Regions from separate parts of the Mus musculus genome. Here regions 2, 3 and 4 are each linked to region 1. A link is a loop called in an ENCODE intact Hi-C map of the cell type or tissue named here. Cell type or tissue: heart. All regions are shown on one strand.

The links. Hi-C counts contacts between places; a loop is a spot of excess contacts. Peaks named below come from ENCODE experiments on the same cell type or tissue, not always from the same donor. Only the 100,000 strongest peaks of a DNase experiment are listed, where the experiment ranks them.
Region 2: a loop joins it to region 1, with 6 times the contacts of the local background. A loop is called at or near these places in 8 of 42 quality-filtered maps.
Region 3: it touches region 1 in a loop (6-fold over the local background); 40 of 42 quality-filtered maps call a loop at or near these places.
Region 4: it touches region 1 in a loop (2.3-fold over the local background); 10 of 42 quality-filtered maps call a loop at or near these places.

The regions. Positions count from the first base shown.
Region 1 is chr17:31,115,924-31,123,923 of GRCm38, forward strand. Abcg1 (ATP binding cassette subfamily G member 1) reads left to right here. Exons shown (of 15, transcript NM_009593.2): 15 at 1-2,061. Among named protein-coding and RNA genes, the nearest start is that of Tff3, 9.7 kb to the right of the region's middle. In heart, CTCF peaks have their summits at 3,731 (motif pointing left) and 6,194 (motif pointing right); a DNase peak (open chromatin) is centred at 3,758; H3K27ac peaks cover 203 bases.
Region 2 is chr17:31,054,104-31,062,103 of GRCm38, forward strand. It overlaps Abcg1 (ATP binding cassette subfamily G member 1), which reads left to right and starts at 3,591. Exons shown (of 15, transcript NM_009593.2): 1 at 3,591-3,753. The coding sequence starts at 3,712. In heart, CTCF peaks have their summits at 3,383 and 3,988; DNase peaks (open chromatin) are centred at 3,528, 3,988, 4,838 and 6,698; H3K4me3 peaks cover 2,042 bases; H3K27ac peaks cover 3,011 bases; H3K27me3 peaks cover 3,049 bases.
Region 3 is chr17:31,015,922-31,023,921 of GRCm38, forward strand. No RefSeq gene overlaps it. Among named protein-coding and RNA genes, the nearest start is that of Abcg1, 38 kb to the right of the region's middle. In heart, CTCF peaks have their summits at 2,549 and 3,805 (motif pointing right); no DNase peak of the experiment used is centred here; H3K27ac peaks cover 268 bases.
Region 4 is chr17:31,063,600-31,071,599 of GRCm38, forward strand. Abcg1 (ATP binding cassette subfamily G member 1) reads left to right here. Exons shown (of 15, transcript NM_009593.2): 2 at 786-1,029. Among named protein-coding and RNA genes, the nearest start is that of Abcg1, 9.9 kb to the left of the region's middle. In heart, no CTCF peak of the experiment used is centred here; DNase peaks (open chromatin) are centred at 3,662 and 7,872; H3K27ac peaks cover 3,389 bases.

The sequences.
Region 1 (8,000 bases):
TTCCATCCATGTCCGCACGCATGTCTTGACATGGTGGGTCATGCCCGGCAGGCTCTGTCTCCTCGGAGAGCTGTGTGCTGTCAGTCACAGGCAGGGTGGTCCATGTTTCACTCTGGAAGGGTTCCTCAGCCTCTGGAGGGATTCTTTCCTGTCCAGGTTTCTCCTAGACCCTGAGACCTGCTTGTCACTCACCCTATGTAAGTGAGAGTGCCGTGGGATCCTTCCACGGGGCGGAGTCTGAGCTCAGGATACAAGAGCTGCCAGGCTGGTGCAGGACAGGGTATCCTGGGAAGTTGATAAAGGATGTTGACCAGAACAGGCGAGGGGTCAGAGGTCACCCAGCATTGCTCAAGCTCTGCAGACTCGAGGAAGGCTGACAGCCATCCTAGGGGACTCTGCACCCTTGTCCCTTATCCACTGTCCATAGGGGCCATGGTGTGTGGTTCTACCTTTCCCCATACATAGCCCGAATCCCAGAGATGCTGCCTGGATTTCTAGACCATTCCCTTTTCTTCTTCTTCTTCCCATTGGTCTTAGTCATGGTAGGAGATACCGGGAAGTGTGCGCCTACCTGCCACGGACGTTAAAGTCAGACTTCCCTTGCAGTTGGGTTCCCTAGAAGGTGAGTTCCTTCAGTTGAAAGGAAGGATTGCATTGGGTTTAAGGCTACACCACCTCCTCCTGTTGGCTGATAAAATAAAAGTCCTCACGTAAAAAACAACAGCCCAAGGACAGAATTTACAGGGCTTTGTCAGAGAGAGGCCTGTGGGGCCGTGTCAGATTGAGGCTCAGAAAAGGCTGAGCATAAGGGTGGGGCTGCTAGCCTCTGTCTACCCCTTTCTTTGTCCACCCCCCACCCCCACCCCCACCCCAGTCTCTCCTGCCTCCTCTTCTACCCTTTGTCCAGAGAGAGTTAAACTCTCTGGTGTTACTTCTAGGGAGTAGGGGATGAATCAGCGAATGTTGCACACAGTAGGGGCAAGAATCTTTCTTCTTCACCTGGAGGTGGAGAGAGGCACCCATTAGAACCAGAAAATGGAACATGAAGCTTAGAATTTCTGAGAAACCCAAACCCAAGGCAGGGGGCAGACAATATCTGCAAAGCAGAAAATACCCAAGTGTGCCCCTGACAACAGAAAAACAGACTGAAGGCAAACACCTTCCCTTGGGAAGTGTCTGGGCACAGTGCAATCCCTTCTGGCTTCTCCATCTAGTAGTCACCCATCAAACCTTCATTGATCTGATTTTCCCCCTGTTCCAGGCCCCGAGGCCAGGGAAGACACCTTCCTTTTGGGCTTACTTTCATGGGCAGCTACTCTCTCTTTCTCTAGGTAGCATTGGGGCGGGAAGGGGCTGGCAAGATACTGAGGGCCATCAGAGCCCCTGTCAGACATCTGAGTCCCTGCTTTCTGGCTTTTCCAGCAGTCATTGTGCAAACATAAAATGCAACTCGGGTGCAGTGGCTATCTACTCCGTCAGTTGCTCTACCACTCAAAGAGAAGGCGGAGGGGAGTAGCCAGTCTGCTCTCTGTCCCCTGAGGGATTTACATCCCAAGAGCCCATTATGAATGCCTTTAGCCTACCCAGAGGCCAGCCTTGCTTGCATCTCAGTGGGGGTGGCCCCGTTCTTTCCTAGACAGCACTAGTGGGCCACCACCGGTCAGACGCACTGGTGTCTGTGTACTTCGGGAATGTTTATCTGTGATTTTGCACATGCACTCTCGTGCACGTTGTGCACATGAGCACGTGGGCAGGCCCACTCACGCGCATGTCCAATAGGGTTATTCTGTAGCTTTTCCTTCATGTCAGTAGCCCAGCGGCCTCCAAGTCCTTCCCAGTCACCTTTACTCCAAGGAGGAAAGAGAAAATTCATCCACGCCTACAGCGCAAGAGACGAAAGTCTCTTATGGCTATTGTTGAATACGAACTAAAGGAGAATGAGAATGTGACAGACAGACAAACGGAACCCAGCAGGGGGAGCTCGAGGAGCAGACTGTGTTAATATAAAAAGTTAGATACTTGGAAGAAATAAAACTGCTAATAAAATATTTTATATAAAAATTTTTACGTGCATTTGGTGTCAAATGCTCCAAGTGATTTTGGCAGGTTTTTTTGCTGAGTCAAATCCACATTTCCACCAGCTGAAGATGGGTGTGTCTGCCTGGTAAAGGGTTCTGATCGCTTGTGTGGTCCAACCCACTGTGGAGTCGGCCTGCTCTCTGAGCACTCTCTCTGCAACTGTCTCTTGGTTGTATTCCCTTAGATGCCTAACCCACAGTCCTCTGCTGAGATCATGTGACCCTGGTCTCCAACAGCACCAGGTGAGGCTCAAACCCCTGGAACATGAGAGCTGCCACTACCCCGCTCCAACTCCCGCAGAGGCACAGCCAAGACAGCTCTGCCATGTCTCCTCCCTGTGCCCTAGCAGCTGCATCAGGGGGTGCCCTGCTCAAGGCTCTATAAGAGTCAGGTGTCAGGGAAGCACAGGTACACACTGGGGCTCTAAAACCTAAGAGTTGTGACTAATGCTGTCAGGACCCTCTCTCCACCTCTGCCTTTCAGGTCCCCAGGGAAGGCTCAGGGATAACATTTGGGCTCATTTGGGAATAGTCTTTCCAGCCTGAGATCTTGGAAAGGGCGTGAGTTCACTCCTGTCTTAGGGTTACCATTGTTGTGATGAAACATGGCGACCAAAGCAACTTGGGGAGAAAAGGCTTTACGTAGCTTACACTTCTGTATCACCGTTCATCACTGAAAGAAGTCAGGGCAGGAACTCAGGACAGGAGGCTGGAGGCAGGAGGGGTGCTGCTGCCTGGCTTGCTCTCCATGCCTCGCTCAGCCTGCCACCTTATAGAACCCAGGACCTTCAGCCCAGGGATGGAGCCACCACAATGAGCTGGGCCCTTCCCTGTCAATCACTCATTAAGAAAATGCCTTCAGGGCTTCCCTGCAACCTGATATTACAGAGGTGTTCCCTTCCCTCAGATAATTTTAGCTTGTGTCAAGCTGACATAAAACTCTCCACTCCATATCCATATCCACTCCATATCCACACTCCATATCTCCACTCCATATCCACACCACTCCATAGACAGAACAGCAAACTTTGATGTGAAGCCACAGCTGCTTCAGTGCGGCCCCTCTCGATGCAACAGTGCTGGTCTCTGCCTGTCAGCACTGGATGGACCAAACAGCATCATCAGTCACCCGGGATGTTGTTTGCCTGCCGCTCGGTGTGATGCGAACTTTATCCAGTTAGGGGTCTTGTCTAAATGTTCCCTGAGTCCTGAGGTCTGGGCTCCAGAAACCTGTACATCTATGAGGTTCCTCTCCACAGTGAGAGGCAGAGATGCTGAGACTAGTCAGGGGGCCTCTAGCTATGTGGTGGCCCTTGCTGGTAACCTGCTGGGGCCTGCACTTGGTTCTTCATGAATAATCCTTGCTTTGAGCAGCCAGCATGGTGCTCCTGTTGATGTTCTACCTCTCCATGGCTAAAAACCTTCCTTGCCCCCCCCACACACACCCTCCCCCACAGCAGCACTGAAAGCTCCCACCAAACCTTTCTGAATGGAAGTGGGGCGGGGGCGGGGGCGGGGCAAGGACTCACACAGGCTCACCTGTCTCTGGGCTGTCACCAGCACAGTCTCTCCTAGGAGACCAGATTACCACCTCCTTTGATGTATCCAAGAAGACAGTGACAAATGCCTGTGGGTGCCTAAGCGCGCCCTCTAGTGGTCACTGGAGCTGCACGCTCACAATATGTGGAGCAGATCCATCCTCTGGAAGAGAACATGAGAGGCAGATTAGGGTTAGGGGTAGGGTCACAGATTAGAAAGACTGCAGCAGCCAGACCAGGGGGGCACAAGGACAGCTGCACGGAAAGGCACCTAGTAATCTCTGTGCCAGGAAGAAGGTTAGATGTACAACAGGGTCATCCTGGGGAAGGGGACATGCCATCTCAGAAGCAATGAGCAGGACCAAGAGCTTATGTCCCTGGCAACACACCTCAAATCTCAAACTCTGCCTGAGTGGGGAATTGACAGAGAGGAGGTGGTGGTGGTGGTGATGGTGGTGTGTGTGTGTGTGTGTGTGTGTGTGTGTGTGAGAGAGAGAGAGAGAGAGAGAGAGAGATGCTTTGTTTTCATTTGCTTACTTGCTTGAAGCAGGGTCTCACTAGGTAGTCCTGCCCAGTCTATAACTCACTGTCTAGACCAAGCTAGCTTTGAATTCACAGTGATCTTTATTCCTCTGCTTCCCAAGTGCCCTGTGGTATAAGACAATTTATTGAATCCCCCTATTATAACATACATGCATTCTGTTCCTCTATAGAATTTCATGAATTCCATGAATTCTCGGCTAACACAAACACCATGAACCCCAGCTAACACACACATACAGAGAGAGAGAGAAAGAGAGAGAGAGAACCCTCTCCTTGTTACATCACACTCTATAGTCAAGTCTGCACACAAACTTTTGAAAGATATATACATTCCTATTAGGTATGATGGGATAAACTAATGCAATATGTGTTGGCATGTCCATACCCCAAAGGAGGTAATGAGGGACCAGGGTCCATTGCAATTACCAAAAACAGACCACCTGTAAGGACAGGAGTCCTGCCCAGCAAGCTGAGTGGGCATCCATGTAGTGCGGGCATCACTACACTGGAGTGGATACCGTTCCATAAAGCTCCATGCTAGGGAAATGCAGGGCAGTGTAAGCCATAAAACAAGAGCGACATGCCCGGACTTTGGGGCGGGGGGAGGGTTGTTTTGTTTTGTTTTTGTTTTGTTATGCGGGGGAGTCAGGTTAACATAAGGTTGAATCGTTTGGGAAGAGGGAACCTTGACTGGAAAAGTGCCTCCCTCTGGGCTGGAGAGATGGCTCAGCGGTTAAAAGCACTAGCTGCTCTTCCAGAGGTCCTGAGTTCAATTCCCAGCAACCACATGGTGGCTCACAGCCATCTGTAATGGGATCCGATGTCCTTTTCTGGTGTGTCTGAAGACAGCGACAGTGTACTCATAAAATAAATAAAAATTTTAAAAGTGCCTGTGGGCAAATCAAAAAGGTGCTTTATTGATTATTGATTGATGGGGGGGGGCAGCCCACTGTGGTTGTGCCATCCCTAGATAAGTGGTCCTGGGTTGTATAAGAAAGCAAGCTAAGCAAGCCACGGGGGACAAGCCAGTAAGCAGCGTTTCCCTGTGGCCTCTGTTCCCGTGTCTAGGTTTCTTCCTTGATATCCCTTAGTGATGGACTGTAATGTCTAAACCACATCAACCTCCCTTTAGCCCCGAGTTATACAACACAGGACAGCATCTGGGTTCAAATCGTGACAACAGATTTGAACCCCCCTGAGCAGACAGGACCCTGGACTGTCCCAGGCAGAGACAGGAGTCTATGGGTGACATCTTACACATCACAAACTCCCTCTACCTCTGACCTTGTATCTACTCAAAGCCAGCCTTATCCCCACATTCATATGGTACTGAGAGATGCACCCCAAGTTTCTGAACACCCACAGAACAATGCATTTAGACTATGTCAACCCCAAGCCTTAGACAGGGAACAGCACAAAAATGGACTTGGATGGGTGTGATGGTTTGTATATGCTTGGCCCAAGGGAGTGGCACTATTGGAAGGTGTGGCCTTGTTGGAATAGGTGTGTCGCTGTGGGTGTGGGCTTTAGGACCTGCATCCTAGCTGCCTGGAAGCCAATCTTCCACTAGCAGCCTTCAGATGAAGATGTAGAACTCTCAGCATCTCCTGCACCATGCCTGCCTGGATGCTGCCATGTTCCTGCCTTGGTGATAATGGACTGAACCTCTGAACCTGTAAGCCAGTCCCAACTACATGTTGTCTTTATGAGAGTTGCCTTGGTCATGATGTCTGTTCACAGCAGTAAAACCCTAACTAAGACGATGGGAGGTACTTTTCTTTGGCCCATGTGAGTCCCATGTCTCCCACTGGAGATTCCAGGATGCTGCAGGGTGACTCTGGCCTTGCCAGTCACAGCTGAGAAGGTCTCAGCACTCAGCACTGGCTCCATTGACAGTGTCAGAAGAATTAACAACTGTAGGGCACCACACAGGCCAGGGCTGCTCAAGGGAATGGCTGGCTTGTGATGAGATGCTGTCGGGAAGCTAGAGAGAGTAGACAAGGTCAGAGGATGCGAGGTAAGGAGCAGCCGCTACTCCAGGCTGCCAGCAGAGGGCGGTGTGGGGCCGTGTGAGTTTTATTTGAGGTTCTGATTTGGTCCGGGTGGGCTCACAGCTGACTTCACTTAGGCCTGGAAGATGTTAACGGTGAATGCCACAGCTCCTGGAATGTTGCCAGATTGCTTTCAGCTAAGTCTACACCGTCCTACCCCAGGTCTCTGAGGAAGAAGTGTAGCATCCTTAGCTCCCATGGTGAAGGAAGGCCAGGCAGAGATAGGTGAATGGGTGCTGTAAGCAAAAAGAGATGAAGACCAGGCCTGCTGCATCCCCAGGAGCAAAGGATGCCCTGCCTCACAGAGAAGGGGTTGCCCAGCCTCAGAAAGACAGTGACCCCATGGCATGACTAGGGATCAGAAAGTGGCAAGATCCAGTTTTCTTCTATAAGCTTCAGATAGGGAGGTGGCCAGTGCTGATGACCACTGTGAGATTAACACAGCCAAGGTTAGCACAACTGAACTCTGTTGGAGAAATTCGGATCCTACAGACTGGTACAAAGAGCCCCTCTGGAACTGGGTTTGCATTTTATTTGTATAATATAAACATGGGCTTTATGTGCCAGAGAGAGCTGGGGGAGGGGGTACTTCACCTCCAAAATCAACCAAACCTGATCTCCCAGTTGTGGGTGAGGAGACAGAACCTGACCCATCCTGCCAGCCCGGAGGGTTCTGTGATGTTGGCCCTGGCCAGGGACTTCTCCATCAGTCTCCATCCATTCTCCACAGCAGGCCAGTGGGAGGACTGGCTCCAGCCGTGTGATCATATTCTCTTATTCTCTAAGACCTTTTTAATCTGATTTCTTGACACACCTCTGCAATGGGACTCTTACAACCTTCCCCCCATGCTTGGATTTACTGACCTGTTCCCCCACTCAGAGGCTCACTGAGGGTCCCTCCTCACTGAGTAGAACAGGGACTAGGACAAAGGGAGCCAGGCACTTACCCTACAAAACAGTGTGGAGTGGGCACCATAGAGCTCAGTAATCATGCAAAGTCCTTCACATCCCACTTGCAATGGAAGGTTGGGCTGGGCACAGAGCTTGGTAGTTAAGAGGGAGGTAAACCCAAGTGTCCCTCCTGCCGTTAGCAGGCAGACAAGATGAAGGACCCCTTTGGATTCTAAACAAGGGCATCATGACAGCTTCCCTCTAAGTCAGGGCTTTGGGAATACAGTGCCTATAGAAAGAGTTCCTGTTTTGTATCTTGCCGAATGTATCTTATTTCTGATGTGCTGAGAGCTTTAAAGGTTGTAGCCGGTCTTTGCTACTTTGTGTGTTCTTTTTCCTTTATGCCTTTATCCCCCTGCCTGGTTTCATGCCCCCTAACACTAGATAGGAGAAAAACAAGGATTAGGGGGAAAGGGAAAGAGAGAAAAAGAGGGAAAGGGGAAAGAGATCCCTCAATCTAATTCTTTCCTTTTGTTTCTTCTTTGACCATGGCTACTAACAAACCACAACCAAGCCCCTTAACTGACCAACCACCACCCACTCTCTTCTTCCCCTCTCTCAAAGCCCTAGAATTTCCATACCCTCTGAAAATTTCCCAAAATTTCAAACATCACACAATCACAGGAATTATCTGCAGCTGGCAAAACTGTGCCTCTGCTAGAGCATGAGGCAAATCATAGTCACCTGCTGTAGACAGTCTGAAGCAGCCCCACAACCCCACACCTGGGATTAAAATAAAAGCACATTCTTACAATGTTCCTGTGGGTTTTTTTTTTAAGAAACCAAAATTCCAGAATCCTCAAAAATGTCACTACAAAGGTGAGTGCCCCAAGTCTAAT
Region 2 (8,000 bases), 62 kb before region 1:
AGTACTTGCATGTAATTAAAATGGTATAAAAAGTGGATTGGGAAAATTAAATTTGCCTTCAGTCTCAGAATTGACTGGGGTCACACTACAATGTTGTCTAACTGTCTTTTTTTCTTTTTAATCCTCACTCCTGTGCTGGAGAACCTGTTGACTGACTGAGCCGACTTGTATACCATGACAGCCCACACCTTTGTATGCACAATAAACATTTAACATACAGTATTTGGAAATCTGAAGGAACATGTTGTTAGTATGATGACCTTTGTGGTGCAAAGTGTGTGTTGCATATTAAGGATCAAGGCTGTAATGTGAGTGTTGACAGAAAATCCTTGGGTTCATTATGGGATTGATTTCTAATGAATTATTGCCAACATTTCCATGATCCACACGTTCTATCGGGCAGCTCTAGTTGGACTATGGACCCACAGCTTAAGAAGCCTTCCTCTAAGTGCTACTGCCATTGAAATGATGCCTGCATCTTATTAGAAATGATTGTAACATGGTAGAAGTAAGTCAGAGACTGTTCAGGGTATACATCCTGTAGGAGGGGATGGGTATGTTATAAGCAAACCTTGCATCCTTGCAAGAGATATGAGGTTTTGGCATTGGATAGGGGTCTGGAAACCAGACTCCCGAAGGTATCAAGGATGACAGTATTAATGGAAAGCCTCCTTGCTGAAACAGGAAGTGGCTTTCCTTCCAAAAGTCCTCAAGGCCAACTAGGTCCATCTATGTATGGTCGTGTCTTGGCAGAAATTCCCCCTGGGGTTGTGTCTGGCCTGGACAATGCTGAGCTGTGCCTGCTTCACATTGACTGGCCTGGTACTTGTGGTTAGAAGGTCTCTGCCAAGTGGGTTGTAGCTCCCTCTGTAGTGCCTTGGGACTCAGCTACTTGATTTTTCCTTCCATGTGACTCAGCCTGGGAGGGACCATCAGGACTAGGCACCATTAACTGGGTGCAGTTGATAGGATGGAAGAGCAATAGTCTTACTTAGAGTTTCTCTTGCTGCAACAAAACACCATCGCCAAAAAGCTAGTTGAAAAGGAAAGGGTTAATTCAGCTTACACTTCTAAATAGCTGTTCATCACCAAAGGAACTTAAAGGTGGCAGGAACCTGGAGGTAAGAACTGATGTAGAGGCCATGGAGGGTGCTGCTTACTGGTTTGCTTCCCCTGGCTTGCTCAGCCTGCTTTCTTATAGAACCCAGGACCACCAGCCCAGGGGTGGAAACACTCATAATGGGCTGGGCCCTCCCCATCAATCACTAATTAAGAAAATGCCTTATAGCCAGATCTTATGGAGGCATTTTCTCAGTTAAGGTCCCCTCTTTTTAGATGACTCTAGTTTGTGTGTCAAATTGACACAAGACTAGCCAGCTTAGAAGGTAACAGTCCCTGAGAGAAACTACCACATGAAGGCAGAGTACTGAGAAATCAAAGTGTGTGTGTGCATGTGTGTGTACTTATCCTTGGCCCTGTTGCACATGAAACCAGTGTTCAGAACTTACTCACTACAGAATGATTGGAACCTACTCACTGCAGAAAACAGTGTACTTGGCCAGTCAAAACTGGCTTTCTGTCACTTACAGCACAAGTCTGTCCAACTCTGCCACTCTCTCATTCCCTGCTCAGGCATGAAGGGGATGCCAGGAGTAAACAATGGAAAAGATACTTGTTTGTAGGTAGGAAGCACCCATCACTTGTGGGGTCCATTGTGGCCAGGGGGACTACTACCCCATGGACACATATATGAGTGGGAACCCTTTCAGTGGCCCAAGCCACACCAGTGAGAACCCCACACATGGCTGTCTCTGTCTGAGCCCTGTGCATTCTCAGGAACCCAGAAAGCCCTGCCTCCCATCTGAAGCTCCAGTACACAGGCTGCATGGAGGCTGCTGGGGGCTGGAAGCTCATTGGCCTACTTTTGAATTAAAGGTTCATCAAAGGAATGTGAATCAAAGGGGGCGTGGAAATGGGGGAAGGGGTGGGGATGGGGTTGAGTAGAAGGGGCTTGAGAAAGAGAGAAATGCCAGAAGAAAATTCTGAAAGTAGGGAGAACAGACAGAGGGTAGATATCTGCAAAACCAGGCATGCTGATACCATGGCCTGTGTCCTGGTCACATTATTCAGTGTCTCCCCTTGTCCATTCTTGCTGCTTTACAGCATGGTTGGGCACCAGGGCAGACAGTAGCCCAGGCCCCAGAAACCTTTCTCACTCCCTGGGAGGTTTGTACTCTTTTTTTTTTTAATCTGAATTTTATTTTTATTTTTTTTCTATCCTTTTTTTTTCCATTTTTTATTAGGTATTTAGCTCATTTACATTTCCAATGCTATACCAAAAGTCCCCCATACCCACCCACCCCCACTCCCTTACCCACCCACTCCCCCTTTTTGGCCATGGTGTTCCCCTGTACTGGGGCATATAAAGTTTGCGTGTCCAATGGGCCTCTCTTTCCAGTGATGGCCGACTAGGCCATCTTTTGATACATATGCAGCTAGAGTCAAGAGCTCCGGGGTACTGGTTAGTTCATAATGTTGTTCCACCTATAGGGTTGCAGATCCCTTTAGCTCCTTGGGTACTTTCTCTAGCTCCTCCATTGGGAGCCCTGTGATCCATCCATTAGCTGACTGTGAGCATCCACTTCTGTGTTTGCTAGGCCCCAGCATAGTCTCACAAGGAGGTTTGTACTCATAACCTTCTAGAATGCCCTGGCTTTGTCAGCCTTCTTGATACCAGATAGGGCCATCGGTCCCTCCGGTATTAGAAGCCCACCCTCTTCCCTCCAAACTCAGCCACACCCACTTTTCTTTCTGTGATGCTAGGGAGAAGCTTAGCTGAGGTCAAGGATCTGAGGATGTGACAACCACTTGCCTGCCCCTTTCTAGGAGAGCAGAAAGTACCCCAGCACACCCAAGTGTTGGAGCGGGTGGCTCTACTGTGCTGGGGGTGACAGAGAATCATTTCAACAGAAGACTTAGTTTAGGATCTGAGGTTGGGATTAAAGATTTTCACCACGGTTACCACGCAACGTCCCATTTACAAATCACAGGGGTTTCAGTAGGGTACAAGAACGTGGCTGTGTAAGACACTGGAAACACCCCTGTGGCTTATTTGGGGATGGAGTGGTGCTGATGGAGACCTAGGAGCTATCTGTATGAACGCCCATGCTGCCTCAATTTAGGGTCACCGCACACTAGCGCTAAGGGAAAAGCCCTGGGGCTGTTTTCTACGTTTGTCCCTGGGGCTTCTACCTGGAAGGCATGCATAACAAAGGCAGAACAAAGGAGCCACCTGCCTTCTTCCCTATCCCATTGATCTCAAGCTACCTCGGGAGGTTTCCGAAACAAGGACCCCGTGGTTTGTAGGGCGCCCCCACTGGTTCGTCTAGGGTTGAGCTGGCCCAGCTCCTGCAGGGTCCCTGAAGTGGGCTTCCCAGGCCCAGGCGGTTGGGAGAGGCCTAGCAGACAGCTTCGGGTCCAGAGCATCCTCCAGCCGCTCCGCAACAGGAGCAAAACAAGAGCACGCGCACCTGTCGGCGCCCCGCCCCCTCCGCCCGGCCCAATCGTGGGCAGGGGCGGGGCCGGGGCGCAGTCGGAACCCGCGCAGAGCGCCGCGGAGGAGCAGGAGCAAGCGCAGCCTCGTTCCTGCAACCTCGTCCCCGCCGCCCGCAGACTTGTCTCCACTGCCGCTGCCGCCGCCGCCCCCGGGGCATGGCCTGTCTGATGGCCGCTTTCTCGGTCGGCACCGCCATGGTGAGTCGCACATCCTTCGCACTCCGGGCTGGCTTTTATCTTCTAAGGAAACAGGAAGCTCAAAGCCAGGCTGGCTGGTCCTCACACCAGCCGCCTATGAGCGCATCCTCCGGGCGCTGACCTGGGGTGCTCTGGAGAGGTGCCCGGCGCTGCTCGACTCCGCCCTGGCCACCTGGAGCTTTGAGATGCTCCTGTACTGGCTTAGGGCATCCAGAAGGTGGAGTGGGGCGCGGGTAGCGAGCAACCCCACAAGTGGACAGGTAGATGGCCTTGACTTGTCCGCCTCCTGGGTGAGGGGCTGGAGATGTGGAAGCGCACTGGGGAGGGACTGCAGGCTCAGCCCGAGGGAGGGGAGGGTCAGATCTCTCTGAGGAGCTCTGTGGAGCGGGCAGACGGCGGGGGACTTCTTGCGCCACCCTCTGGAGTCCTGGGCACAGTGGGGGGGGGGGGACACAAAAAGAGAAACTGCGCCCCACGAAACGGAGCCTGCTCTCCTGCGCTCCCCAGAGACAGCTACTCTTGGAGGAGGCAGCGAAGTCCCAGGGGAGACAGAGGAGGACGAGCTCAGATCCCTGCCAGGGTGAGGGTAGGGTGTGGGCATTTACACGCCCCCATCCCCCCAGATACCAGTGTTAGGACAAAACCTGGGTGCTACAGAATTGCTAGACAAGTATTGTTTCTCAGAGGTGGGCAAGCGTCTCCTCTTCCACGGTCACTCAATGCTCCAGGAGAAAGCTAACATACAACAACAAAAACCAGCCCACCATCTGTCTGGTCTCACCCTTGGCCCTACCGGCTCTGTCTAACAAGCGGACATTGCGGTTAATAACCTCTTAAGCTGACTTCAGACTGTGGTGGAGTATAAACAGCAAGCCCTCCGTTTTCCCACCCGAATCGTGCCTTTCTTTCTGTTACTAGCCTGCCTGTTCCTTCCCAATACGCTAGAAGCCCACATCTCACAGTCCCTCCCCTTTATTTCATTTTTAGCATCCTGTATTTGAAGTCAGCAAGGCTCCCCAGGATTTGACCGACAGTTACCTCTTGCCTTGCGCTCTAGAGGAAAAAAAAAAAAAGCACTCGGCTTTGTGCGCATGCTCTGCTCTGACAACCGCATCCTGTGATTCCAAACAGGTTACTGTAGAACTCGTCTCGAGCCCTGCCCGCCGACTCATTATGTAATGATTTTGTGTAAACCGATAGAATGGAGCAAAGATGCACTGTGGTGATGGTGGTGGTTAGCAGGGGGTGGGGTGAGGCGGGAAGGAAGACCCTTCTAAGCTGCTCCCCATCCTTGGGCTGTGCTCCATTTCAGACTCGCCAGAGTCAATGAAAACAGGAATCGCTTCTCCTCGGGTATTCCAGTCTGCACCTTTATCTAGTTGACTCTACCTGGAGGCTTGGTTAACACTGAAAAATTGGCCCTTGTGCACGTATCTATCAATGTGAAGATTATTACTAGCAACAGAAAATTATGATAATTGACGATCTTTGCAAAGAGAGGAAGTTTGATGGGTTCTCTCTGCACAGAACTGGTTTGAACATGTAGATAAACGAACCGAACTGCTGTAGGATATAGGTTTCCATACAACATTATGGTTTGATACAGCCCAGACCCCTGCTATGAAGTTACCAATCTCATAATAGCTGGGGTTTATCTTTTATTTTTCGGGAAACCTATTGATATATTTGAAAAGACGTTTCTTCCTGCAAACCTGGCACCTTTGTTTGAAGTTTTAAACGTCTATCTGTCTGTGGTTATACCACCTTGGGTCCACAGATCTTGTTTGCTCTTGGAAGCCAATCAGGGTCAGCCTGGTTGGGACCTGTTTGGGAATAGGAAGTGAAAGCCACTAGGAATATCGGGTGCTATAGACACAAAACAAAGATGAAGTTAACTTTTAAAATGTTCTATCTTGGTTATAACAAGACCTCAGGATTTGCTTTTTAAGAGTCTCCTGCTTTAGGGTCCTGCTGATGTTGTCTGTGTGACAACATCTGTGTCTCCTCTAAATCTGGAGGAGCATTCTGGAGGGGGGCCAGAGCATCTGGGAGTACTAGGTTCTCTGAGGTGGCAAAGACACACACGGTGGGCATGTCCTTCCATGGGATGGTCAGCCCTGGAGCTTTGTGGCATTGTGAGCGGTCACTCAAGTGTAACCTGCCCTTTAAGCTTAGCTCAGAGTGTGACATTGGGATACTTTTCCTGTGGGAAATTGCTCTGATTATGGGTTAGCCTGTTTTCCTTGGATGCACCCAAGATGCCCTAGGATACCGTCTGGGTGAGCATCCTAGTTGGTCGTGAGGAAACACAGAGAAACCGGATGGCCCCTGCCCCAGTGTGCAGAGAGAAGTTCTGTGTCAGAATGTATCTATCTCAGTGAAGGGGTCTTCCAAGCCTAGGTGAGGCTTGCTGGCTGTGTGTGAACTTCCCCCACTACTCTGGTGTCTCTAGCTTCCCAGCATTTGTGTGGAACTCACTGGACACTTTGCCAAGAGAGCAATCTCTTAAACAGCCTCCCCCCACCCCAGGGTCCCCTCTGTACAAAGTTCCCAGGAACGGACTTCCTGCCTTTACCGTCTGTTCAGTCCTTAAAAACACATTCCTTAAGGAGAGGGCACAGTGTCCAGACAGGAAGGTAGGGAAATGGACCAGCTGAGGGGGGGGAAACAGGAGCCGATAGGTGTTTGTTTTATTTTTAATGAGTTCAGGAGGCTGAGGCAGAGCTCGCTGTAACCTACATTGCTAGCTAGCAGCTCGCATCAGAGGATGTGTTTCCAGAGAGCTGGTCTATTTTGGAGTGACAGGCCACTGTCTCATCACAAAGGTTTTCATGATTTTATTAATTGGGTGAGGCCACTGGACACCGGTGGAGGAAGGGTGGGGCTGTCCTCTTTGCTGAAGGAGGCTGCCTAAGTTCCTGTTTCCTGTGCATTTCAGTCTAAAGAACACCCCTGCTGTATCCAGTGAACTAAGCAGCAGTCAAATGGCTGGGTGGAAGGAAGCCAGCTCAGGATGCTTCAGGGAGCTGGGTGTCCTGAGCCAGAGCGGCCACCTTGCTGCTTTCGGACTGGAGTGGGTAACCTCCCTCCCACCATTGGTACCATGCAAATGCTAAGAGCACGGGCTGCAGGCTGGAGTATATATACTAAGCGTGCTGGGTCTTAGTCAGTGTTTACAGTCTCTTGCCTAGCATGGGCACGCACGTGGTCTTGCTTTTGAACGCTTCACATCCTAAGTAGCTAACTCTGGCTGCTTCCGCCCGCCCTCCCTCCCCAGTTCTAATCACTCAGCTTGGTCTACCGGCTGGCAGAGTGGGCTCCAACTTAACCTGCTGATTAAGCTCCTCTGTCTCTAGTTCTGTGGGTGACTGATACCACCGCCTTCTGAGCCTGGAGCTCTGGGCTTGGGTTCCCTTTCTGGGTCCCTAGCAATCTTCAAACTGTCTTTATGGAGTTTGCCTCTCTAGTCTCATCTGTGCCAAGTACCCTGTTTCCTGTCCTCCTCTGCCCACATGATAACTGTAGGTCTAGGTTTCTATATTCCAGACTCACTGTTCACAGAGGCCCTCTGCAGGGAGCATGGTACACAAAGCCCTGCCCTCATCTTGTCTTGTTAATCTCAGCCTGGGCTATTTCTGCAGACAGACTTTGTCCTGGACCCCCACCCTCCACTAACCCCCCACCCCCCACAGCCTTTGCCTAATCCTGCAGGGACAGCTGCTCTCTTCCCTGGGCTCAGTTTTGAACTTGAGCTGGCTAGGGTCACAGGCCATGTCTGTGTCTGGCTAGCAGACTGGTGTTACCTAGTGTTCAGTCTGTTAAGGGAATGAACACGTGCATAGATAGGTCTGGGAGAAAAGGTCAGGATGCAGGCCTGATAACTGTCTGATATCTGCCACAGTGAGGGGGTGGATGGGTGATGGCTGTCTGATATCTGCCACAGTTAGGGGGTGGATGGGTGATGGCTATAGGCCTCTTACTCCTCTGAGTTTCAACAGAGAAGGAGGCAATCCCTTCTTGACTTCCAGAGTTCTGGGAACCGTGATGGAGAAGGGCTGCCCACCTCTGTTAGGGTTGACACCAAGCCCGGAGTACTTCCAAACTTACAGAGACAAGGTGAGGTGGGAATGACCTGGCCTCATCTGACTGCCTCTCCACAGGACAGCCTGCCCCTAAAGCCAGCACCTGGCTCTTCCCTGGCTCCTTCTTCCACAGCCCTTGTGGTTATGAACCTGCTACCACGGCAG
Region 3 (8,000 bases), 100 kb before region 1:
GTGATAGTACTGGGGAAGGGAACGACATGGATCCCCCAATGAAGCCCACTCAAGCCTCGGCATCTGGGGTTATTACTGGCAATCGGTCACCTGGCTAATGATACTTGAATGTCTCTCCTCGGCTTCTCAGAGCCCAGGCCCCAAAGATTAGAAATATATGCAGCCTGACCCAGAGCCTGAGACATGTAGAACCACGTGTGTTCATAATCCCACGGCAGTGGCATCACCCAGGCCCAGGTGGACAAACGTTCATCACGCGCTGGTGTGATTAGCGTCAAAGCCTAGGCTCAGACAGCCACAGTAAATTAGGCTACGCCATTTCCGCTCAATTTGCCAATGAAAGTGGCAGGCAACAGTGCAAAGCTGAGTTGAGGGGAATTCAGTGTGGCCACTTTGGAAAGAACAAGGGGATCCAGTGATTTCCCCCAAGTCTTTTTGTGGGGTACTCACATGAGGATCAGGCTTAAAGAAAGGGCAACGCTAAGCCGTCTTGTAGCCTAGTCTTTTGCTACTCTGTGGGCTCTTCTTTCCCCCTTTCAGCCCCCTAATACTAGGTAAGAGAGATAAAATGATAGAGGGGAAAGAAAAGTGTGCCCTGAAAAAAAATTAGAAGTCTAAAGAGGGGCAGCATTATCCTTAGACTACTTCCTGCTGAATAGGGGCTTGGAGTTACTTGGGGGTGAGTTTGAACTTTGCCGTCAGGATATCTGTTTTCTTCTTGTTTCTTCACTGTGCACAACTACTTCACAAACTGCCACCAACAATCCACCATGCTGCTTGGAGCCCTCTGAAAAGTCCCCAGAATTCCAAACATCACACAGTCCCAGAAACAGTCTGCAGCTGGCAAAAATCACGCCTCTGCTAGAGCATGAGGCAAATCATAGTCACCTGCTATGGACAGTCTGAAGCAGCCCCCACACCCCCACACCTGGGATTAAAATGAAAGAACATTTCTGTTTCTGTGTCTTTTAAAGAAACCAAAATCCTCACTATGCAATCTTGTTCAAGGTGTTTTCCCACCCACCATGGACCCCCATTGTCTGAGCTCTAATCTCTCCTGCAAAGTGTAGGAACTGTGTGAAATCTCTTCCTGGGAGATGAGACTCTTGGAGGAATTTTTAGCTCCTGAGAGTCAGTATTTCAAACAGTTTGGCAATGTGCCTCTCCCAACATAGCTGCTCCTTGGCCAGAATGACTCACATCTCATATCCCAGGACCCCTGAGCACCAGTCTGAAACATGTAGGCCCTGAGTACCCCCCCGTCTGAAATGTGTAGGGTCTGAGTGCCCCCCAGTCTGAAGTGTGTAGGGTCCAAGTGCCCCTTGCTCCTCTGTCATCTTTGCCACATTAAGAACATATGGTCAGGACCTGCAGGGAGCAAAGGCTCTCCATGCCAGTGCTCAGGGGTATGGTTGTGCATGCCCAGGGAGACAGGACCTTGCTGTGGCAGCCAGCCTCTCTCAGTCTCCAGCTCTGGTTTCCCTTCAGGGTGAGAACCTTGTTCTAACCCAGACTAGGCAGAGCTGAACAAAGGGTCAGGCAATCCTAGCTCAGGGTCTCTCAGTTAAACAGACTGTAAGTAACTGTGACAGGGAACACAGTATGTGGCAGAAGACCTTCTTTGATCATATTCTGCTCCATACTTTACACATCTCTAAAAGCATTTATAAATATCCCTTTTTAGAGAAGCAGAAATTGCCATCACACCAGCTAAAGCAAACATGGTGGTAACCATGGTAACTCTACGCTGGGCCAAGGTCTCAGGTGGACAAAAGGGAGATCCACATACTACCTGGAAGATGGAGATGTGGTAGATGGATCAGACTGAAGCCTTTAGTCTTTGGGGCTGGAATTCCTGGTCCTCCTCTAGGGAAGTATCAGTTCCCATTTCACAAGCTCTGAATCTCTAGCAATGACAGCAAATTGTATCCACTGATGCACAGGCTGGGCCCCAAGTGGGGCTTTCAGAGAACCTGGACCAGGCAGGAGTCTGAGAGTGGGGCTGCCAAGGCTTCTTTCTCTAAGCCTGCCCATACCCTGCTTAGGAGTCTGTGTTTTCAGGTTTGCATCAAGGTTGATCCCAATGGTTTCAGAGTCCAGTGAATCCAGATCTTCTCCTTGGATCTTGCAACGTGAGAGACAGAAACAGGAACAAACAAACAAACAGGACAATCAAGAGGGAAAGAGATAAATTCCTACCCAGTACATTGGGTGGGAAATTAGTCCAGCGCATGCGCGCGCGCGCACGCACACACACACACACACACACACACACACACACACACACACAGAGTTCAGAATCAGCATCTGCGCAGTACAGTTACACAGCATCTACACGGGTACTAACCAACCGTACCCTGAATCCTTGTCCACATCATCTTCAGCAGAACAGGTATGAGGTGGTGGTCAGAAAAGCAGGCCGGGTTGCAAGCCACGTCCTTATCCAGATGAGAAGCTGAGTCGGGGCCTTCTCAGTCCTGGGATGGATGGGAGATTCTGGCAAGAGCCTTAAACAAGGCAGAGAAGCTGCAGTACACAGATGTTCCCAGAGAGGGCAGCAATGAGAACTTCCCAGGAGAGAAAAGTCCAGAACATGGCCAACAGCTGTGCCTTCACTTCATCTCTGTGGTCCTATGGGCTGGAGTTGTTAGAGCCCATGCATCCATTATTCAAACATGGGAAATCCATGATGCTCTCCTGTCAAAATGTGTGTGTGTGTGTGTGTGTGTGTAAGAGACACTACATATGGAAAGTTCCACTCCTGACCTCATTCAGTAGATGGCTGCCATGAAGTGTAGGTACATTAAAAAAACTAACTAAACCCACAATGCTTACCTTCCTCCTGGGAGTGTGAGTGAGTTCATGACACATACAGAACTTTAACTTTACCTTTAAACTTGGGTCTTGACCAGGAGATACCAAATTATAAATATGTAAACATTCCCAAGCCACTTTCAGTTTCAAGCCCCGTGGATGAGGGACCCTCTTCCTGCTACCCCAGAAATGATGTTTTATGGGAAGCAGGCACTCACAACCTTATTCCTGTGGGACTTTTAAATTTTCAATCAATTGGTCCCAGACAGTCTGGTGGCTAGGCATTGGGAGACTAGCGTCCATAGGAGCCAAGCTTAGCAGGGACCAGACTGCTGGTGTCCCCAGCAGTGAGATGTTCCTGTAGTTATGACCTTCTGTGGAGAACACTGGGGGGCCAGAGTGGAGGCTGAACATGAGAGAAACCACTCAGGAAAGTCCCAGGGGATGGTGCCTCTCCATCTCTGGAAGGCAGCAGTAAAGGGCCACAGAGACTAAGGGCACAGCTTTTCCTGGGGCAGCCCATAGGAGGAGCCTCTCCCGGTCTTCAGGGTTGGGATGCTCTGGCTGTGAGGGTAACCGACTTGCTTAGTTATGGATGCAGGGCTGCTCTGAGCTACACTCTGGGTACATGGCACATCTGCTTAACTCCAGTCCTTCACAGCTTCAGGAGAGGTAGGGGGTAGGGAGGGAGGGAGGGAGGGAGGGAGGGAGGGAGGGAGGGAGGGAGGGAGGGAGTGCTTATAGCTGGGATAGGGAGGAGTTTCTGGTTTGACAAACCAGAGTTAGCCTGAGCACAGACCCATTTCCTTCAAGTCCTTCAAGTACTGGGAGGATATAAGACAGTTACTTCTTTCCAGTTGCTCTGACCAAGACTTGAATCCTCTTTGGAGTTTTCAAACCCAAAGTGGATACTTGCTGCTGCAGGGAACGGATTGTAAGGATTGCTGGACAAGAGTTGGAGGCTGCTGTCTGGATCCTAGGAATTCACCACTAGAGGGCGCTGTGGGCAGAGCCCTTAGAGCCAAGATGTTGGTTAAGCCAGAAAGGTCAAGGTGTGAAAATCAAATGGATTCCCTTGTGTTGGCCCTAACAAAGAGTCCACAAAGGAGTTTTCTGCAAGATCACTTGACAGTAACCAATACAGAAAAAGGCCAAAACCAGAAGCCTGTGAAGAGGCCACCACAGCCTCATATAAGGACATTTGTCAGCAAAGGCCAGTTGAAGCTTAACGGTGTCCATAGTTCTCTGTGGGACATGAGTTCCTGTGGAAAGGCACCATACCCTGCCAAAACACTATCTGTGTATCTCCTATAATCTCTCTGGTTGTTTTTCCAGACTGCAAAGGCAGCCATTATGGGGGGCGGGTAGAATAAAGAACAAAACACATATCCTTGTCCCCAGAGAATTTGGTACAGAACAGGAATCACTAGGTGCCTAAAACCATCCCATGGGCCCAGATCTGCTAAGGAGCATCAAGAATTGGGTTATGAGAGGCAGAAAGGTCAAGCAGTTCAGGGGGTGGGGCAGCCCGGGAGGCCTACATTCCAGTCTTGGAGCTCATCCAGGGTTTGCTGGCAGGGATGGACATATCTTGGGGGTCTGGCTAAGTCCTGCCAATAACCACTCTACTGGTCAGACCTTCCTCCACCCACTCTGACTCAGACATGGTGGATCCCTGAGCTGCACACCTGAGATTCCTCACAGGTACCCCTGCATTCTGGACAACAGTGACTTAAAATTTCTTTCACAAGCTGCATGTGAGGACCCCAGGTCGCGGTGACCACAGAACACAGAAGGAATCTCTTTCCTCTTTGCAACACCTCTACCCCCTTGGCAAGACTGCAGGGGTTGTGGATGGTAGGTTCTTACTGTAATTCTGGGAGACAGCAAACTGCCTGAGTTCCATGAGCACACATAAACCCTGTCCTGAAACTTTGGGGGATCCCCTCCCCCACTGCCCCCAATATAACAGCTATTCGCTGTCCCCGATAGTAACCCCAGGCAAACCTTCCCTCATGGGCGGGGGGGAGGGGGGGGCGGGGGTGGGTGGGTGGCTAACCTCTTGTCAGGGAAGCTTCCTGACCCGTTTCCACTCAGAGGTAGCCCCCAACCCTTCACCCCCACACTCAGCTTCCCACCAACCCCATCTGCCCAGAAAAAGAACACAAGGGAAACCCGAGACCACCTTTGGCAATATCTCCCCACAATCGACTTTCCCCCAGTCTGTCCTGCCAGCCACAGGCTTGATCTAGGGAGTTTTCAGGACACTGAGGTTCATACCTTTGACCCAGAGAGGACTGTGGATCACTGCCTTAGCAGGAACTAGAAAGGGAAGGAGAAGTCTGTCCAGATGGGGTGTGGGGGTGGGGGTGGTACACACTGATTTTTAGCCTCTCTGCTTTCCACAGCTGTTGTGACGACAAACTGACCCAACCTGTGTCCAGCCTGTAGACGCTGGTGGCATTTGTAGCTTCTGTGCCAACCACACCCACTCTCAGGTGCAGATGCCGGTGAGACAGAAGGCAGGCACGAGAGGCAATGACTGCGGTGCTCATCCGCAGTCACGGCTAAGGACAGGGGTCCATATGGGACCACTCTGTGAAGCGGCCACACCCTAAGATGGCTTTCAGCTCATCGCTAGAGGACAAAGGAGAATGCAGAAGCACCAGCCCCACTGGCCCAGGGCCATGGGCTAGAGAAGGCATCAAGCAAGCTGCTTGCCTCTGTGAACAATACACAGTGGCAGGTTCTGGGGACACTCATCTGCTGATGCTACATTGGAGAGTGGCCCTTGGCCTCCCAGACTCTGGCTTTGAGGACTCGGCTCCTTGTGCCCTGTGCCTTCTGTGCCTCGTCATCAATGCTATAACAGCCCTTCCCCTTATGCTCCCATTTAATCTCCACAACCATCTGTTGAAGTCTCTCTGTTGTCCGTATTCCCAGAGCTTCAATAGGTCAGTGTAGCAGGGCTGGCTCAGGCCCTTATAACCTGGAGCCCTGTCGTATTACTGGATGAGAGAGCCCTGAATCGCATGGACTGTGGAGGGAACCAGGATGTTGCAGTCCAGGACTACAAGTTCAGGGAAGGGGTTGGAAGTAACACGCAAGGGTCTTCAGCTTCTCAAGATGAGCAGTCTATGGGGCTCGCTGGGCCATGGTCAGGGGATTGAGGGCTGTACTCCCTGGAGGCTGAGGATCTGTCTCCTGGTATTTCTCTACAACTTTGACTCTACAACTTTGACTCTGCAACAGGCCCACTCCAGTTCCAGCTGCTACCACTCGGAACTGGTGTGCATATGGGCAAGCATTGGATGCTGGGACATCTGAATGGCTCAGAAGATGAGGCTGGGCAGGAGATGGCTGCAAGGCCATAGTCCAGATGTGAAAACTTCAGTAACTAGCTCCCCTCTCAACAGACACACCCTGTCCGTGAGTGCATGCATGTATGTATGTGCATATGTCTATGTCCTGTGTGTGTGTGTGTGTGTGTGTGTGTGTGTGTGTGTGCGCTGTTCTGTTTCTCCTTTCACAAGGATTCATTTTTTCTATTTCATGTGTGCATGTCTATCTGCCATGTGAATACTACATCTGTACATGAGAAAGGGATATCAGATCCTCTGGAGCACAAGTTACAGGCAGTTGTTAGCTACCCATTATGATGCGATCCAAACTCAGGTCCTCTGAAACAGCAGCAAGTGCTCTTTACCTCTGAGCCATCTCTCCAGCCCCTCTTCCCTCTACTTATTACTAAACAGAATGTATGTAATTTATAAATAATAGACACTACTATTGAAAATTTTATGTTACCAATTAAACTACACAGAATCATTGTACTGATGGTGTGTGTGTGTGTGTGTGTGTGTGTGTGTGTGTGTGTGAAACTCTTGCATTTCCAATTCAACCACAGTTTGACAATTGTTCACAACACTCTAGGACCCCAAAGCTGAAATGGCAGAGTCAAGGAGCTTTTGGAACTAGAGCAGGCTATTGGGTCCACAGCAGCAAATGCTTTGCTCTCAAGTACAAAAGTTCTTAGTACTTTCTCTCTGCATCAGCTATCAACCATTGAGGCAGAGATATTTAAATTTCAAATGTTAATTGCTTTTAAACTTTTAAGATTGCACTAGCACATTTGACTATAAATGACCCTCATAGTCTTAGGTATTGACTGTTTTGACTTCCTGGGAGTGACACTGTTTTAGAACAGTCTGTAAACCTTAGAAAGTGGTACCAGAATGAGTCACTTATCCTTACACTTTCTGCTCCCTATACCACATATGTGAGTAGTCCTGCTCCTCCACACTCTGTCCACTGTGACATTCTGCCTCACCATTTGCTACAAACAACAGAAGCAAAGACTATGGGTTTAAGCCTCTGACATCGTGGGCCAAAATAAAAATTGTCCCCTCATTAAGTTGCTTCTGTCAGATGTTTGGTCATAACAGTGATAAAACTCACACAGAAAATTGGTACCAGGAGTGGGGTCCAGCCAGTTATCAAAACATCTTTCTTGGTGTCCAGATGCAAAGTGTCAAAGTGTTTCCTTTTAGTAGACCTAGTATCTGTAACAGCCACATCTTCTGCATTAATTGTAAGGTCTTGCTACTGTGCGGCAGGAAGGTAGATGAAAATAAGAAAGGGGGGTTTGTTTGGGGCTCTGAGTTTGAAGGCATAGTCCATCACGGTGGGAGAAGTCAAGACGGCAGGGGCTTGAGGCACCCGGCTGTGTTATATTCAGTCAGGAATCAGAGATTTGATTTGATTTTTATGAGTCCTAGACACAAGACAGCTTTGGCTGCCAAACCCAGCATCAAACTAGGATGGCCAAAGGACTGCATCTGCTCTGTCCCTAATATAAGAACACCACCAAAGACAAGGGGCCTCTTTGCCCACTGCTGAGGGTGGAGGGTGGGGTGGGGAGGTGAGAGGTGTTTTCTTTACCTTATTTTCCTCTTTGTTTTGGTCAATGGAGTAGTGAGTACTTCTTTCATTGAGGCAAAAGATTTAAACAAAGTCTTGCTCTCTGCTTTGGGATCTCTCGTTGTTCTGTTTTGTTTTTCAGCATTGTTGTGATGATTTTCAATGTTGCAGCTATGACATGGGTCACTTGCGACCAGGCACCTGCAAGTGACTCTCCTCATCTGGGCAGGGTAAGATCGTCAGAGACTCACCTGTTGCTCCACGGT
Region 4 (8,000 bases), 52 kb before region 1:
ATGAAAAAGGCTTAAAAGCTATGGGGCTCTGTGGATAATATAGTGAGCTCCATACTAGCTACGTATGCCTTTGTAACACAGAAAAGCACCTCCCTGTGTCTTAATGGCTCAGGTTTAGATCTTATTCCTATTTCCACCCCTAATTGTGGCACTTGGCGCAGGTTCCTTAAGTTGCCAGTGCCTCAGTTTCCCTGTGCCTCAGTTTCCCTGCCTGAATGACAGAGAAAATAAACAAACAACCCTGATCCTCCGGTGTTATTAGGAGAGTGGAGTTACAGGGGATCTAGAAAATGCGACAGTAAGATATGTCAGGCCCCATAAGCCACTGTTCTAAGAACACTATCTCAGACATGTCAGGGGCTGACACAGGAACACATGACAACAGCTCATTCTAAATAAGCCCCATTCGTCTTCCCTGAGGTTTTTATGGGTAGACCAGAAAGAGGTGAGTCTCTACAGTGGCCCATCTCTTCTTTAGAGAGGAAAGCAAGACACTTCTCGAAGTTTTATGATTAGATTTTCTGATCCTAAAGGAAGATAGTCGATGTGTTTGGTGTCTCGTCTGAAGTGCCTTTTTACTAGAAGCAAAAGTGATAGTTACAGGGGGTGGGCGGGGGGGTGGGGAGGGGAGGAGGTCCTCTGGGGCCAAGGGTATTCTAGAAAGGTCTAGGAAGTACCTCTATGGATAATTGACGATGACCTTGAGCCCAGCGGCAAGTCTCTTGATAGTTCCTTCTTTCCAGAGCACCCGACGTACCTCACTGCCTCTGCTCTGCCCCTTCTAGAATGCCAGCAGCTACTCTGCCGCAATGACGGAGCCCAAGTCCGTGTGCGTGTCAGTGGACGAGGTCGTGTCCAGCAACGTGGATGAGGTTGAGACAGACCTGCTCAATGGGCACCTGAAGAAGGTGGACAACAACTTCACAGAGGCCCAGCGCTTTTCCTCCCTTCCGCGGAGGGCGGCCGTGAACATCGAATTCAAGGACCTTTCCTACTCTGTACCCGAGGGGCCCTGGTGGAAGAAGAAAGGTAGGAAGTGAAGCCACCAGCTTGGTGGTTGGGGTGCGGGGAGCCCGTGAAGGAAGCCACAGGTTGTTTGGGGAGAGTCTTGGTCTGCAGTTTGGAAAGTTGAGAGGTACTCTCTTCCGATGCAGGCTGGCCTTGGCTAAGTTTATTTCGCTGATCCACAGTTGGCTTCTTTCCCGTGAAATACACAGGTTCGACTAGACAAGTCTCAGAGTTCACAGAGGCTCTAAACTTCGGTGGTGTTGGTACAGGTTGAGTGTGCCCTATTGAAAAATCTTCTAACTGCATATATAGTTTGGATTTGGGCAATAGGGATGTACATATTTGTCATGAGGTACCTTGGGGGCAGCACCTGAATGAAGCTGTGATATCCATCTGCTTCTTGGACAACTTAGGAGATACATACTGAATGTTATTTTATGCATTGTTTTTCTCATGCATCTATATTCTGATTGTGATTTGACACCTCCAGTCACATGGAAAAATTCCAGTCAGTGCTCAGAAAAATGAGAGGGTTTTTTTCTTTTCTTTTCTTTTCTTTTCTTTTCTTTTCTTTTCTTTCTTTTTTTTTTTTTTTTTTTTTTTTGAGACAGGGTTTCTCTGTGTAGCCTTGGCTGTCCTGGAACTCACTCTGTAGACCAGGCTGGCCTCGAACTCAGAAATTTGCCTGCCTCTGCCCCGGAAGTGCTGGGATTAAAGGCATGCGCCACCATTGCCTGGCTAAAATGAAAGTTTTGCGTATCTTAGATTCCTAATAATAGGGACTAGATAAAGAGTTTTCACAGAGTCACAGGCATCAGGGTTTGCTTGTTCCTAGCATGCGAGTCCTCCCTAATGAACACTCAGTTGATGGTCCTTTTTCAAGGTAGAGTAGTTTTCCAGTCATTCAGGGAAAGAGTGTGTTGCCTTCTAGGTCTCAATTGTTCAAGAGCATTCCAGGGTCTGGCATAGCCTTTCTGAGAACAAGCTTGTTTTTGAGGTCTTGGAAGGACTCTTCAATGTGTAGTGCTGGCAGCCTATAGAGAAAAAACAAATGGTCATAAAAGGAGCTCTGTCCACTAAAATGGGGAGATGGAGCAGAGGAGGCCCCTGGAGCACCGTAGGATGAAGGACCCTTGACATATGCAGACGTCCCAGTTGCTTGGCCACCCTCCTGAGTTCCCCACCTCCCCTACACAATGTTTGCTGAGATTTGAGTGCATGGGCCTTTCTGATTGGTTCTTGTTTTCCAGCCTAGTCTGCTGCTTGTAGAAGTGGGGTAGTCAGGAAAGAGACCAGACGGTCCATGGTATCTACTGAATCACTGCATAGCTAATTGGAAACCCAAAGGGAACTTGGGACATCCAAGGTGACTCTGGTGCCACCGAAAGATTGATTTTTTTTTTAAACTTAACTATTGATACAACCTTTCTTTTTTCTTTTTAAAAAGCTAGCCTCTTTTTAAATTTGTCATCTCCTCTCCACCCCCAACCCCCATTTTGTTTTTCTGCCTCTCAAAGCTAAGCCGGTGAGCTCCTTGGCAGGGGCAATCTGGTCTTAGTGGCAAACATAATTTTGGAAACTTGAGAAGCCAGTCCCCAGGACCTTTGAGCTCTGTGGTTGTTAAACGATTGTGTCTGGGTTTGCACAACCAAGAACAGGCCCTGCTCCCTCTCAGGGCTGATTGTAGGGCACTGTTATCCGACACTCCCGTTTCCACATGCCAGCCTGTTTTGTTAAGAAACTGAGCCAGGCTCAGCCATGGGTCCTGGCTGTGAAGCCCATTGGAATCGAAAGGTAGGAATATTCAGATTTTACAGAAAAATGTACCCAGAGGGGCTCGTCTGTTAGTGTAGATGAACCGCAACAGACCCGTGAAGCACACAGCCATCCCCATGTGAGTGTTATATGTGGTCTTGGCGGTGTCGTGGTGGGGTTTGAAAATTCAGGCTGTAGATGAAGATGGCTTGCTATGTAGGGGTTCAGATGTTTGAATCCTTATGTGTCGGTTGCATATCTTATTTACTGCAACAAAACACCAGACTTAAGGGAGAAAGGGTTTGTTTTGACTCTCAGGTCCGGGGTACGGCCCACCATGACAGAAAAGTTATGTCGCAGGAGAAGAAATCAGCTGGACAGTGGCTTCTACATTCAGGAAGCAAAGAGTGACAGATGCTGGTGCTCGGCTCCCTTTCCCCTTGCTATTGAGTTCAGGACCCCAGCCCAGGGGATGGCGCCGCCCACATTAGGGTGAGCCTTCCCAGCTCACTTAATCTAATCGAGGTAATTACCCCTCACCGAAGCAGCCAGATACCTGTCTCCATGGCCATTCTGGATCCATCAAACTGTCACTGAAGATGAACTGTCACACCCTGGCAGCATCTTGAGTTGAAACCCTGGACATAAATCTGGGCCCAGGAGGGGGGACCCATCAGGGGCTCTATCTGCCTCGTGCCCTCTGAGCGTAAACAGGTCCTGTTTGCCACCAGAGTCAGCCGATCAGTAATGGATTCCTAACAGGCTGAGACACAACTGTCCCTTCTCGGCACCTTCGAGGACGCTCAGCCAGGTGGCTGTTTGCCCTGTAGTAACCTCTGTAGGTTCAGGCATGGGAGGAGTCGCACATGAGCCCCACGGGACTTGCCCATGAGTCAGAGGGATGACAGATATGCTCAGTCTGGTGTGTCGTGTTGGCTTCTCCACCAGCTGGCCGTGGCTTGCTGTCTGATGCCTTCCCCAGCTTTGCTTTCCTTCCTCTGCAGCGGCATCTCTGAGGTACCCTCTCCTCTGTGTTCCTTGCCTTCCCTGGCTGCTAGACCTACATCAGAATAGAGATGCTTTTTCAAGCAGGTCTGAACTTAATATCGGGAAGAAGTACCCACCTCCTCCTCACTGAATAGGAGGGAAGCTAAAGCAAAGCGTGGTGAGAGGACGGGTTCATCCCCCTGCCTGAGACCACAGTGGTGATTGCAACTCCGTGAAGCCCAACACGGAGGAGGCCAGGCCTTGTCCAGTTCTGAGCCCTGTGGGCCATCTTCATGCAGCCAGCAGGGAAACAAGGCTCTTCTGGAGACTCGGGTGCCTTGGGAAATAGTTCTTGAGCCTACAGGCCATCTCTAGGGAAAATAACCTAGTCATTTGTCTCATCAGCTACAAATGATATGAGCTTCGGACACTCATTTGTTTTTGTTTCTTGGGTTTTTCAAGACAGGGTTTTTCTGTGTAGCCCTGGCTGTCCTGGAACTCACTCTGTAGACCAGGCTGGCCTCGAACTCAGAAATCCACTTGCCTCTGCCCCGGAAGTGCTGGGATTAAAGGCATGCGCCACCACTGCCTGGCTAGAGCTGCGGACACTCTTGTAACCTCCCTCCTAGCATCAGTGCTATGTCCTGATGACTCTGAACCTAGGGGTTCAATTTTCTCCACTTGGAACCATACTCAGTAAGCAGGCAATCAATAAAGTGTGCATTTTCCCCAGGACCAGGCAGCAGACTGGCTGACATGCTCCACACACCTCTGGCTTCCTTGTCCTTTCCCCACATGGCCCCACTCCTTGCCTCTGCTCCTGAATGTCTGAAAATTCTGCTTCCTTTGTCCCCGCCCCACCATGTGGGACCTTTTGCTCTTTTGCCCTCATATGGGTAGTGACCCTCACGGGCTCCAACAGTAACTGGAGCTGTGGAGGTCATATCCCGGCTCCTCTTGCCATTTCTTCACAGGGGTTATTTGGGAGCTGCCATCCTTTCTGTGTAGCTCCAAGGTGACCTTCAGGGTGGAAGCCACTTCTCATATGCCGCTACCTGATTAGTTTTGCTGTCTGTATATCAAGTTGATTGGTTGTTGACTTTTAAGATTCACCCTGAATGTGCTGAGCTGACTGTTAGGGTTGGTTGCCATAGCACTGCTGGAGGGAGGACTTCTGGAGGGAGGACTGCTGGAAGGAGGAGCTCTGGAAGCATCTAGCCTGTCAGACTTATAGATTGGTAGAGGTGACAGGAGTCCAAGAGCAGAGGCAATTTGCCCAAAGTCAAAGCTAGAGGGAGCGCCCAGATGTTCTCTTCCATTACCTAGATAGATGCTGGACCACTCTGTAGCCCCCCGCCCCCCCGCCCCCATGGAAACCAGTTTCTTCCTGGATTTCCCCTAGAATGTGGCGCTACTATACTGGGCCTTCCTTAGACAATAGCACTATCAATACACTGTCATGTTGAAGAAAGCTGGCAGAGTGAGGCCTGCTTTCCTCTCTGCTGGGAGGAAAGGATTCCGGCAGGGACAGTATCCATAGCTTTAGGTGAGGCCATTCTGTCTCTCTCACATCTGGGAGTTTGACAGACCTAAGCACTGACAGTGGTACTTAACCAAACACGTATTTTCAATTGTGCTTAAGTTTTCATCTGATGATTAATGATGTCTTTGGAGGAAAAACTAGATCATGTAATAGATTCCTGGTAGGGAACATAATTGTGAGAGGAGCCAGTCTCGGGAGGAAACAGCATACCCCAAGGAATATCTCACCGGCTTCTGATCTGGTAATTACTCTCCCTCAAGGAACCCACTCACGTAGTGTGAGCTGATGGGACAAATGACTTGGAACATTCTTGCCTTTGGTGCCGTCACACTGGCTGTCATGGTAGGGGACTGGTGGGAGGAGCCTCCCCCCTTCATGCCAGAGTGACTATGGAAGGCACAGTCAGTGCTTCCTGTGTTGTGGTGTCACCAAGAATCCCCCTAAAGTGAATACACATGGCAAAACGGGGAGGGTGAGGTGATGGGGTCTCATGCCACCCAGTAGTTTCTTTTTCATTAGAATGTGGTGTGCTAAGGTCACAGGATGGCTGGGGGGACTCTGTATACTGTCCCCTCTGCAACCCAAGCACAACGGAATGGTTTCCTTCGTAGCTGGCTGACGGAGGGGACTTCTTCAGTTTGCTTGGCTCATAAAGATGCTTCAGGAGCAGTTCTGATCCCTGTACCCATCTCAAGGTCGTGGTCAAAGGAAAGACCAACTTGAAACCCTGACTGTTGCAGCGCATGGTGGTGCACGCCTTTAATCCCAGCACTCGGGGGGCAGAGACAGGTGGATTTCTGAGTTCCAGGACAGCCTGGTCTACAAAGTGAGTTCCAGGACAGCCAGAGCTACACAGAGAAACCCTGTCTCAAAAAACCAAAAGAAAAAAAGAAAAAGAAAAAAAAAAAACCCTGTCTGTGGTATTTCAAACCAAGATCAGTTGTCTGCAGGACCCATGAGTGTTTACTCCTTGCGGGGGGTGGGGGGGTGGGGGGGGTGGGAGGGTTATCCTGGACTACCATAGTATAGATGGAGTTACTAGTGCCGGGCCTGTTTCCTATCTCATGGTCCTGCTTGGATGTAACCTTTGATAAGCCTATCTGAAGGGCTTTGCAGTTCCATCTTCCTCCTCAGGAGAGACGTGTGTGTCCTGTGTCCTGTGTCCTTGTCAGTGAAGGAGGCTGATGGCAGGGAACATAGTCTCCCCTGCAAATGACACGGCTCTTAAGAATGAAGCACAGCTGTAGAGATCAGGCAGTGCTGAAGCTTAGGTTGAGAACAAATGCCATCAAACCTGGGGCTTCAGGACATTTTCTTTAATGTCCTTTTAGCCAGGCCAGGCCATGTCTCCACACGCCACATTCCATTGATAGAGTAGACTATACCACAGCCTATGCGGAAATAGAAGCCTCTCATTTTCAGACCCTCCCCCCCAAAACAACAACAACAACAACAACAACAACAACAACAACAGGAAGGCGTTAAGCAGCCTGATCAGCTCCAAGCCAGATTATGTGTATTGGCTTGCTTCTGGGTTATAAAAGGCCATTGAACACCCAACACCCTTCTCAAATTAAGGTTTGCTTTCTCTTAATTTCCACCGCCCTTTCACAAGGCCTGTCATTACAGGCTGGCTAAAAATGAGTGGACTCTGCCATTAAATAAGCCCCTTTCAGGAATTCCATTAGGAAACTTGGACTTCAACCAAATGCCCAAGATCGGAGATGGGGAGGGGAGCCCAGCCCGGAAAAGAAAGGCTTCAGAGAGCCCTGAGACTGGTGATGGGTTCTCAGGTTTTAAGGGGGGAAGGGGGAGGAGGGACTCACTTCCTTTAGCAAGGAAGAATTCTGTTGATCCTTTTGGCCTATCTTGTGCTAGGCTTTCTTTTGGGCCCCAAAGGAGATTGCTTTTAACCCAGTAGTTTGCTTTATTTAGGGTGGTAGGTAACTCTTCCAGGCAGTGTATAGCCCCAGGGCTACTTGCAGACATTTTGTGGCTTAAGTGTTTTGAAGAGTACCACAGTACCCATCCGTTGCCTGGGTAAACTTAGAGGTCAGTTCTTGCTCTCGAGTATTTGGTGACTGCTGGGGGCAGATGGGTAGGCAGATGTGCAGGGTCCTGAGAGCAGTGCTCTTGGTGATAAGGGACTTCTTTGGTAGTCTAAAAATAGAATTTGAGGAACTATTGACAGGGGACGACTCTTGAGAGTGCCAAGAGCCATTTAGATTTTTAGTCTCAGCATCCAGGCCTTCCTGTCTCCCCTCCTCTGGCTGGGCATACCTTCTCCCATTAGTCCCCCCACATGACAAGCTGGCTATCTCCAACTGAGCTCTGGAGTCAGAGACATGAGTTTCCAATGCACTATGTGGTCCAGGCTGGCACATCTGGACATAGGATAGATGTCCTGATGCCACTGCCCCTGGGTTCTTGTTTTTCTGAACACTCTGTCTGGCAGTTTCTTTATCTGGCTATGTGACCTTGTCACTTTCCCAAAGTTCCCCCCGTTCTTGAGCCATCTGGCCTCTGCAGGATGGCTTTGCGGGCCTGTACTCCGCTGCCCATCGGGTGTCCTTGTCACTGTTTAATTTCCTAAGGACATTCTTGCCATGCTTGCCCCGTGTCCTGGGTGCCTGCCTGCTTGCGTTTAGCACCTCAGCAGTGGGCTTGCTTCCAGAAACCTCCACCTTCTGAGACGAAAGGCCTTTTA